Linked DNA regions of Homo sapiens: region 1 is linked to region 2. Evidence: read pairs that join two places in POLR2A ChIA-PET (ENCODE). Cell type or tissue: GM12878. All regions are shown on one strand. Each heading gives the region's core, and the rest is flanking DNA. Links, peaks and the distances in the headings are about the cores only.

Region 1 (5,371 bases), core at 101-5,100, 68 kb before region 2:
GATTGCAGTGAGCCAAGATCGCACCACTGCACTCCAGCCTGGCGACAGAGCAAGACTCTGTCTCAAAAAAATAAAAAAATAAAGAAGCAGTTCAAGTCAGTAATACAGGTAGGTACCAGCTACATGATATAGGTGCATGTTAAAAAAAAAAGCTGGAAGAGACTCAAATTGAGCTGAGAGTTTAATAAGGCCTTCCCTTCTTTAGAGCACTCTGCTCCCTCATCCCCACCCATCCTCCAGCCCCCAGCCTGCCTGGCACAGCGTCATACCTGCGGTTGAGCTTGCTTCTGTTGAGGGGGATGTAGGCATAGGGATCCGGCCGGCCTTTCTTCTTCACATCACCTTTTGCTTTCTGCTTGCCCAGAGAAACAGAGTCAGCTAGGAGGGTGGGGTTCCCCTTCTGTCCCTGCCCTAGACTTGACAGGCCCCATAACCTCCCTTCATCCTCTGCCTTAGGTGGTGCCAAAGAGCTCCTGTATCCTTGGAAGGCCATTCAATAAGGTCCCCCATTTCAGATGCCACAAGGTCTTAGCATCTGAACCCCTTCTTCTTTCCTGGCCTCAGTTGAGTTCCAGGAAGGTGCCTCTCAGGACAGTGATGGGCACAGCTCCTCCTTGCCCCTCCCTGGCACCTGTCCAGTGCCAGGAGACCCCATGCCCTACATGCAGCACTTACCTTGGCCTTGTATTCAGCCCCAGGCATAGCCTTCTTGGCCACAGGGCGATGAATGCCAGAGCCTCCAGCTACGGGGAGAACACAGGACCATGAGTCAGGCAAAGCCAGGGCAGCCCCCTCCAGAAAGGCAATGGGCACCCTCTCTGAGAGAGCTGCAAGGGAGCAGATGAGTGAAGGCCAGGAACTTGGCTCTGTCCCCTATCAAACCAGGACAAAGACCTTCCTCGAGGAGGGACTGTCTGGTGATTTGACAGTTAGATCACTGGGCTCCTCAGACTGACCCAGAAGCCTTACAGCTTACCAGAGACCTCTGGGAACACATATATTCTCCGCTAACACACTAACAAAAAATAACCCATATTCTCCAAAGTCAGACAGAATTCAGCCAGCCAGCCAGCCAGGTTCAACTCCCAGCTCTGCCACTTACAGCTCCAACCTCAGGCAAGCCTCTTAACCTCATCTGTAAGAGAAGCCATTTTAGGCTTTCCCTTCTTATCTCATTTGGGTTTCACACAAACACTGAGATAGCAGGTAGCTATTTAACCCATTGTAACAGATGTGAACACTGTGGCTTAGAGAGATCAAGATCCTTGCCCAAGGTCAGCTGTCTTCTCCAGCCTGGACTTCAACATTCAACGACAAGTTGTGGATGGAATCCTACCATGCCAGCTCAGGAGGACTCTCTGAGACGACCAACACGAACCACCCCCATTCCTCATGTTTTTGCAGATGAGAAACTAGAAGCTCAGAGACAGACAGTGTAACCAGGCCAAGGTCAAACAGCTAAGCAGAGGTTGGGCAAGCAGCCCTGACCCCAGGTCTCTGCCTCATCAATTGGCAGGTACTCCTGCCTCAGCATCACTCCATCCCAGGGCACAGTAGGTGAGCTGGCCCTGGCTCATGGGTGCCACAGGCGGAAGAGCCATGAGGTTGTGCAGCTGCGTTATGATGCTCTAGGGCTGAGGACACACCAGCTACTGGAATCAGAGGCTTCCCACAGGAGCCCCTGGACCTCCAGATGCAAAGCAAGGGCTCTGCTGCAAGGGCTTGGGGGCAGGGGTCCTGCAAGGCTACCCTGGGAGGAAGGAAGCAGAGGTGAAGCCACCTTGGCACTTCTAGCAGCTGCTCTAGGAGGGCAACAGCTGGTGGGCCCAGAGATAGAAATAGAGGGGAACCCTCTGGCCAGACCCAATACCAACCTTCCCAGTTCCCAGCCCTGGCACCGGCCAAGTGGCTTCTCTAAACCCAGCCTGACTCGGTTGGTGCTCTTAGGGTGACCAAGAGAGGCAAGCAGCTCGCAGAAGGGACAGACTCAAGCCTCTTGGGAGGCCTGGGCGGGTGGGAAGGAGCTGTGGCTCAGGGCTCCTCAGAAGGCTGGTGGTTCCATGCACAGATCTCCTAACCCATAGGCTCTCTCACACCCCCAGGGCCCCTTAGACTCCAGGCCCATCTTGAGTGTCATATCAGCCAACCTCTGTTGGTGCCAAGTGAGTGCAACCAGGCTGTGCACCCTCATGGCCCTGCCACCCCTTCCTGTGACTCCCCTCCCTAATGCAGGTGACAGGGATCCATGTGTCCCAGGAGAGAGGAGTGGAAGCCTCACCTTGGTACTGAGGGGGTATCTCCAGCTCCTCCTCCTCAGCCTCTTTCTGGTGCTTGAGCTTCTGGTGCTTTTTCTATAGAGAGAGAATAGGTGGGTAGTGAGTGAACCAGGGGATGTGCCCACCCTCGGGAATGCCAACAGTAACAGCAGAGTACCCTGCATCAAGCAGGAGAGGCCCTCTGCTAAGCACCCCACCTCTCACTTACAGATGGGGAAACTAAGGCCCAGAGAGGGCAAGGAACTGTCCAAGATCACAAAGCCAGGCAGTGCAGAAGAGAAGCTCTGGCCATGTCCTGACTGCCGGGCTGGTGGCGGCCGTTCCTGCTCTTCCTTTCCACTCTGGGCCCCACCCAGGCCTGCAATTGCCCAGAGGGCTTCTGACATCAGCTTACCCAGCCTTCCTAATGGGGAAAATGAGGTCCCTGGCCTCTTCAGAGAGAATAGCTTTACCAGTTCTTTGCTTCACACAAACCCCACCCCACTCTCCCTATTAATCACTCACTTACTGATCCCCTACTAAGTGCCAGGCCCTGGGGACACAGGGCACAAGATCTAGTTCCTGTGCTCCACGGGCTCTCAGGCGGGTGGGAGACCCCTGCTCAAGCCAGTCATCACTGATCCTCAACAATGCTACCATCCCAGCAGGTATGATCATGGACAGTAAGACACGTCAGCTCGTCAATTATATTCAACAGGAAGTGACAGAGCACCTACTGTGCGCCTGGCACTGTGTTAGGCAGTCCAAGGGAAGGAGGGAGAGCCCGACAGCGGCCCCAGCCCATCAGATGTGAGCCTAGAACCAACAACCAGGCCAGGCAGAGGCGTGCTGTGCAGGGAGGGCAGGCAAACAGAGGTGGCCCCAGCTGGCAAGGCTGGTCCCTGCACTGTGGTCTGTGCCACTGTGCCCCAGAAACCTCTAGAAACTGCAGATTCCCAGGGCTCCAGCTACCCAGGGGATCCAGAGGCCAACCAGGGGAAAGGTATGCCAGGTAAAGGGATCGGCCTGGGCAGAGCGAACAGGCTGCAGCACACACAGGGTGTGCCTGGGAGACGGGGGACTCCAGGTCCACTGGCCGAAGCCCAGCTGAGTGGGCTCCTAGTGGAGAAACAGGAACCGGGAGGAAGCTGACTCCGACTGCAATGTAGGGGATGATGGCTGAGCTGGCTCTTGGTTCAGCTGGTGCTTGGCCAACAGCCCAGCCTGCTGGCCCTGAATGGAGGCAGCTACTTGAACCCCAGCACTTCATGCTTCCACAATGGTTGGCCGAGGAGTTAGAACTTGGCCGGGCCCGGTGGCTCACGCCTGTAATCCTGGCACTTTGGGAGGCTGAGGTGGGTGGATCACGAGGTCAGGAGTTCGAGACCAGCCTGACCAACATGATGAAACCCCATCTCCACTAAAAATACAAAAATTAGCTGGGCGTGGTAGCATGCACCTGTAATCCCAGCTACTCAGGAGGCTGAGGCAGGAGAATCACTTGAACCTGGGAGGGGGAGGTTGCAGTGAGCCGAGATTGCGCCACTACACTCCAGCCTGGCGAAAAAGTGAGACTTCATCTCAAAAAAAAAAAAAAAAAAAGAGTTAGAACTAAGTGCCATGCAAGAAACCCTCTGGGGGTCTCAGTGGCAGGAGCCAGCCACAGAATGCAACTGCCCTGGGGCCCTCTCAGTGCCTGGAGACAAGGCATCTGCTCAGTCCCGCTCTGCCCGGGGCAGTGGGGGACATCCTTAGAAAGCCGTGGTCGGTTCTCCCCGGCCAGGGAGAGGAGTAGGCTGCCGAGGATCTGCAAAGCCACATGTGAAGATGTGCTTAAGGAACCCAGGAGGCTTTGAATGGAAAAAGATTTCCAGGAAAAGTGAATAATCAAGTCACAATGGCTTACTTTGCATCACTAAGTGGCAAGCACTGTACACAGAAACAAAGACTTGAGCCCAGGCAGTCTGGGCCCAGACACACGTTTGGCAGACGACTGCCATCACCTGGAGAGGGAGACTAGACTGGCCTGAGGGTGGCCTCTCGGAGGGGCCCATGTCAGACCAAGCAGAGGAAGGACTCCCAGTAGGTGAAGCTGTCCCACAGGAGTGGTTGCCTGGGCGCAGAGAGGGGCAGGAGGGTTTTCAGCAGAAGCCCCACTGCTTTTCCTCAAGGGCATCCCAGAGGGGCTTCCCGCATCAGAGGCTGCTCAGGTCCTCAGCTACTCTCTGACCCAAGACTCTGGATATGTACTCAGCTCTTCAAACAGAATTCTGCGCTGTCACAATGCTCTAATAACAAACTCCTCCTCGGGCCACACTGGGCAGATGGACACTTGGCAAGGCATATGGGCAGACATTGACAAACATGACGCCAATGAAAACGGGGATGTGGGGGAAGTCTGTAACACTTCAGGCACTATGCTAATGCACTTTACACGCCCAATCTTACCAAACTGTCCCAATGACTCCACCAGGTGGTCTATTTATAACCCCACTTTACAGATCAGGAATTGAGGCTTTAAAAGGTTAGGCTGAAGCCAAGATGGGACCCCAGAGTCTGCCGCTTCCCCACCGATATCACTATACCCTGATGTAGGCTCTGTCACCTACGGGTGGTGCCCAGGAAGGCTGGATGGGCTGGGGCATAGTCTGGAAGGGCAGAGAGGGAAGAAACTGCTCCAGAATGGAAATGTTCCACTGAGCTTGAGACTGACAGGTGTTGGGTGATGGGTTGGGCCCACTTCACCCTTGTTGGTTCAGGTGGGGCAGCTGAGAGGCTGTTTCCATCCTGGCAGGCAGCACTGCCAGGTCAACAGGGGTAATGGTGGCAAAGAGGTTGAATTCCTGGGCTTAGGAGACTGGAAAACCAGGGTTCAAATTCCTGGTTTGCACAGACTGAGTCCTGTGACCCTGGGCAGGCTACTTACCTCTGTACGCTCCTCTGGTCACTGGGACAACGGAGTCCCTATCTTCGTGAGGCTATGTGGGGCCCTCAGCACAGTGCTGGGCACACAGCCATGCTCCCCTACGGTGGATGCCCCCACCCCATGCAGGAGCACACAGGGAAGCTGCTGCCCTTGCCCCTGCATAGCACATGCCCTCGCTAGAGAGACAAGG
Region 2 (5,371 bases), core at 112-5,111:
GAACATTTAATATGTCGGGGACAGGCCGGGCGTGGTGGCTCACGCCTGTAATCCCAGCATGTGGGGAGGCCGAGGCGGGTGGATCACTTGCGGTCAGGATGTTCGAGACCAGCCTTATCAACGTGGTGAAACCCCGTCTCTATTGAAAATACAAAATTAGCCGGCCGTGGTGGCGCACGCCTGTAATCCCAGCTACTCGGGAGGCTGAAGCAGGAGAATCGCTTGAACCCGGGAGGCGGAGGTTGCAATGAGCCGAGATCGCGCCATTGCACTCCAGCCTGGGCAACAAGAGCGAAACTCTGTCCAGAAAAAAAAAATAATAATAATAAGTCGTGGACAGTTTGCCCTAATGGAACCATCTATGGCGGCCAGGTCTTTTTCAGGTTCCCTTAGCGCCAGAAGCGGTTGGTACAGTCTGGTGCTCCTGGAGGACGCCCTGTGCCTTAAAGCAGCTGTAACCAAGGCCTCTCAAGAGGCGGCTACGGATCCTAGCGGATCGACACGCCACACAGCCTCGTCCCCAGCAGTAGGTGGAGGCCCTGGGGGTGCCTAACAAGCCTCAGAACACCAAGAAATCCGCGTGGTTGTGCAGGTCTTTGCTGTTCAGTAGCATTCCACAAATAGTGTGTCCAAAACGCATCTGTAGATGTAACTTGAGTGAATGAATGAATGATTCGAGTTGCTCCTTCTACCCAATAAAGTAGATAAGATTTTATCTTTCTCATCTTTCCAAGGCCCCTTTATAGTTGGGAAAAGTGAGTATTTGGAAAGATGACTTGTCCAAGGTCATATCTGATTCCTAGTCCAGTGTCCTCGCCCTAGTCCTGGGTGAAGTAACAGGTAGGTGTGAGGAACTGGTAGGCTTTTGGCTAAGGACGCTGGGCAAAGGTGGAAGTGGCTGTGAGATAATGCTTGCCTATCCAGGCTTGCTCCCGCCCCAGTCTGCTCTTTGTGGTGTTGGAATGCTAATAAGGAAGCATTCCCTGCTGCCGGCACGGCCAAGAATCCCTGGACTGAAGAGGTGCTTCCGCTGATGATAGGGGCAGATCCTCCTTTGCTCCCTTCTAACCTCTGGACAAAGAAGCAGCCATTCACAAGGGTCATTGATGAGGCACAGGTATTTGGCCTCAGATTGCTCTCCTAGCTTCTTGCCTTCACTGTACCATCCTTCTCAAATGAAGCAAAACGCAGGACAGTCTGGTAAATGTAAACCTCTGCGGGGTGGGGTGGGCAGGGGAGTGATTGTTTGAGATGGCCTGGTGTGACCTCATCTTTTAGGAGAGGCTGGGAAATGGAAAGTGCTGGTAAAGGAGGCCATTTTCTTTAGCTCTGTGGCAGGAAGAACTGTATCAGTCCGTGGTAGTTTCCCAATGACTAGTCCACGTTAAACCATGTTGTCTCTGTTTGAGACTAATCAAATAGTTAAACTTGTAATCTCTGTAAAATAACAGATCCTATTTCAGTTTTAAAATAAATGTTAGCATTAAATTAAAAATTTAACAGTATAGAAAATTAAAAGATTTAACGGTTTAAAAGGTCGAATACATATATATAAATAATTCCTCAGTGCTTTAAGTGATAGGGTTTGTACAGCCTTGAATCTGATTTCTGGAGAAAGCTAGTGAGAACTGAGTTTCCCCATGCATCCTTACTGCTAAGAGAGGGATGGCCTGGGGGAGGATGGAGTCCACACCACACTGTCCACTCCTACCCCTGTGAGTGCCCCTGGCTATGTTTTAGTTTGATGGGCAAGTTAAAGGAAGAGGCTTTATTCTCTGATTCTTCAGGTTCTCTGTTAAGAATCCTAAGCGGAACTTCTTTTCTCCTTGAGGACCTATTTATGTGTCCAAAGTGAGCCGCCTCATTGCAAGTGGAAATAATTGCAGTGAAACAGCCTGAAGCTCCCCAGCTGAGGCTTGCACTGTGGGTATTCACTTCCGGGTGTCTCAGCCTTTTGTTGGGGAGCCATTCCTTTCCTTACAGTTAGGAAGGCGACAGTGAGTGAGTCTACTAGGACTTGTCTGGCGGCTCAGTGATGAGACCTGTTTTTTCTCTTGTGGGTGGTGTGAGTTTTCCTGGTGATTAGTTCTCCCCAGCCCTCACTCAGTAAGAATGAGTTCTTCTTGGCCTCATTCTCATTTGAATGACTGGCAGAAAAATTCACTTCATGTTTTATTAATTACTGTTGCTAACCCCAATATGAAGCAATATCCAGGCAAGTTTGTGCTGAATTTCTAAGAGGGCCTTCTAGCCTAATGGAGAAAAACAGGAATGTTTTCTTGGTCATCAAGGAAAGGGCTATCTCCCCATTATGGTGGGAGGGTGAATAATCTTTAATGAAACAAAATCAATAAGACTGATTCCTTTTTTTTTTTTTTTTTTTTTTTTTGCGTGCGACAGAGTCTCGCTCTATCGCCCAGACTGGAGTGCAGTGGCGCGATCTCAGCTCACTGCAAGCTCCGCCTCCCGGATTCACGCCATTCTCCTGCCTCAGCCTCCTGAGTAGCTGGGACTACAGGCGCCCGCCACCATGCCCGGCTAATTTTTTTGTATTTTTAGTAGAGACGGGGTTTCACCATGTTAGCCACGATGGTCTCAATCTCCTGACCTTGTGATCTGCCCACCTCGGCCTCCCAAAGTGCTGGGATTACAGACGTGAGCCACCGTGCCGGGCCAAGACTGATTTCTTGGAACCTATTCATTGGGCCAACATAACTCTTGCCACAATAACTACTGTGTATGGAAGACAGATTCATTGATGAATCAGATAGTGCACAGCACTGGGTCTTTCTTTAGTGAGTGGCTTCTCCTAAACTTGGTTTAACATTTAAGTAGGTATACTCTGAGGGTACTTGGTATTAGGCTGGAACTTTGTGACTACAGTAGAGAGAAACCATGGATTAGAGTTTGTGATGTGATTTCCATACTCCACAGTGAATACAATTTCATACAATGGACAAATACAATTGCAAACAAATACAAAAACAAAATAAAATTTCATACAACAAACTGAAGTTTTATCAGTACAGGAAGAGCTCTTCCTGTGTCCTGATTGGGATTTAAATCCTAATTTTCTTACTTCAGAGTTCTAGTAAAATATCTTTTATAAGTGACAATTCCCAGTCTGGGCAACATGGTGAAACCTTGTCTCTACTAAAAATACAAAAATTAGCTGGATATGGTGGCGTGCGCCTGTATCCTCAGCTTACTTGGGAGGCTGAGGAGAAGAATTGCTTGAACCCGGGAGGCGGAGGTTGCAGTGAGCCGAGACCACGCCACTGCACTCCAGCCTGGGTGACAGTGAGACTCCGTCTCAAAAAAAAAAAAAAAAAAAGAAAAGAAAAAGTGACAGTTCTAACTGAAATGCAAACATCAGGATCCTTGGGAATTAGGAAAATGGGGATAGCTAGAGATGGTGGTGAAAAGTTGGATTCTGGAGTCCCACAGCATGGGTTTTAATCTAGGTTTTAACCCACATAATAGCTGTGACCTTGGATAGAGTGCAAGGATAAACAAAACAGTTGGCCAAATATTTTCTTTTTTGGCCAAATATTGTCATTTGGACTACTTGTACAGGAGATTGATACTGAAGAACATTTTGGCTCAGAGTAGACCTGGTTAGCTTATCACTTTGAACTTCTGATTTCCAGATGCTGGCTATGAGTTTGACATCTGCTTCACCTCAGTGCAGAAGAGAGCGATCCGGACCCTCTGGACAGTGCTAGATGCCATTGATCAGATGTGGCTGCCAGTGGTGAGGACTTGGCGCCTCAATGAGCGGCACTATGGGGGTCTAACCGGTCTCAATAAAGCAGAAACTGCTGCAAAGCATGGTGAGGCCCAGGTGAAGATCTGGAGGCGCTCCTATGATGTCCCACCACCTCCGATGGAGCCCGACCATCCTTTCTACAGCAACATCAGTAAGGTATGGACAAACAGAGGTTTGGTCACTCCGCCCAGGATCAGGGGCTTTTAGTAGTGTCTGCCTAATCTCACTGAACTTACAATTCATGATAAAATAGTTAATTGTAATCCTTCCTTCTCCAGTGAATGACCTTCACTTACTAGAAGATATGGTTGATAGTTTACTATCTCCTTTTTTGTGTTTCCATAGTCAGATTTTATAAAACCCTGTGAATGTGAATGGGCCAAAATCGATACATCATGAAGTCTTTTAACAGATGTAACTCTTAATAAGTGGTGAACTTGGATTCTTTATTGCTTAGGATCGCAGGTATGCAGACCTCACAGAAGATCAGCTACCCTCCTGTGAGAGTCTGAAGGATACTATTGCCAGAGCTCTGCCCTTCTGGAATGAAGAAATAGTTCCCCAGATCAAGGAGGGGAAACGTGTACTGATTGCAGCCCATGGCAACAGCCTCCGGGGCATTGTCAAGCATCTGGAGGGTATGTATGTTTTTTCAGAGGCGCCCTCAAGGAAGGATAAAGCAGAACTGCCACAAATCAGGGACTTGGTAAAAAGGAGTCTAGGGAAGGGCTGGACATGTTAACAGCTTTAGAGATGGTCTAGATTGACTTCTAGTGAAAAAACACCCTCAACCCTTGTTTCTCAAAATGTGATCTGCAGAATAGTGACAGCTGGACCCCCTGGGAGCTTGTTATACATGCAGAACCTCAGGTCTCACTCCAGACCTGTTTCAGAATCGGCATCTATTCCCCAGGTGATTTGGATACACATTAAAGATTGAGAAGCTCACCTCTAGATTGGTATTGTCAAATGAAACTGCTAGTGAAAATCCTCCTTAGCTTGCCAAGCACAGTGGCTCATGCCTGTAATTGCAACATTTTGGGAGGCCAAGGCAGGAGGACCACTTGAGGCCAGGAGTTTGAGACAGCCTGGGCAACATAGTAAGACTGCATCTCTACAAAATTTTAAAAGGCCAAGCACAGTGGTTCATGCCTGTACTATCAGCACCTTGGGAGGCCAGGAGTTCAAAACCAGCCTGAGCAACAAAGCAAGACCTTGTCTGTACAAAAGAAAAATGAAAAATTAGCTTGATGTGGTGATGCTCATCTGTAGTCCCAGCTACTCAGGAGGCTGAGGCGGGAGATCGCTTGAGCCCAGCAGTTTGAGGTTATAGTGAGGTATGATTGTGCCACTACATTCTAGCCTGGGTGAGAGAGTAAGACCTTGTCTCTTAAAAAAAAAAAAAAGGAAAACAAATATATATAAAAGAAAAAATTCTCCTTAGTCACAACCAGGCACAACTTTACACATGAATCTCAATTTGCATCTTCATCCCCGAGGGCCTAGAGGCCCACGTGTGCTGATTTTTGGTTGGATGGGCTGTACAGGGTATTTGAGATGTGTAGTCTTGCTTCACTGTGGGCTTCTAGATCCCACTTTGGT

What was found. Peaks named below come from ENCODE experiments on the same cell type or tissue, not always from the same donor. Only the 100,000 strongest peaks of a DNase experiment are listed, where the experiment ranks them.
Region 1: POLR2A ChIA-PET joins it to region 2 with 6 read pairs; 7 of 35 experiments call an interaction of 5 or more read pairs at or near these places.

Annotation. Positions count from the first base shown.
Region 1 is chr10:97,358,268-97,363,638 of GRCh38, forward strand. RRP12 (ribosomal RNA processing 12 homolog) reads right to left here. Exons shown (of 34, transcript NM_015179.4): 31 at 2,279-2,351; 32 at 676-743; 33 at 270-352. Among named protein-coding and RNA genes, the nearest start is that of FRAT2, 26 kb to the left of the region's middle. In GM12878, for the core only: no CTCF peak of the experiment used is centred there; no DNase peak of the experiment used is centred there.
Region 2 is chr10:97,426,729-97,432,099 of GRCh38, forward strand. PGAM1 (phosphoglycerate mutase 1) reads left to right here. Exons shown (of 4, transcript NM_002629.4): 2 at 3,651-3,925; 3 at 4,227-4,407. Among named protein-coding and RNA genes, the nearest start is that of PGAM1, 3.2 kb to the left of the region's middle. RefSeq lists a silencer at 414-636. In GM12878, for the core only: no CTCF peak of the experiment used is centred there; no DNase peak of the experiment used is centred there; H3K4me3 peaks cover 3,445 bases; H3K27ac peaks cover 2,149 bases.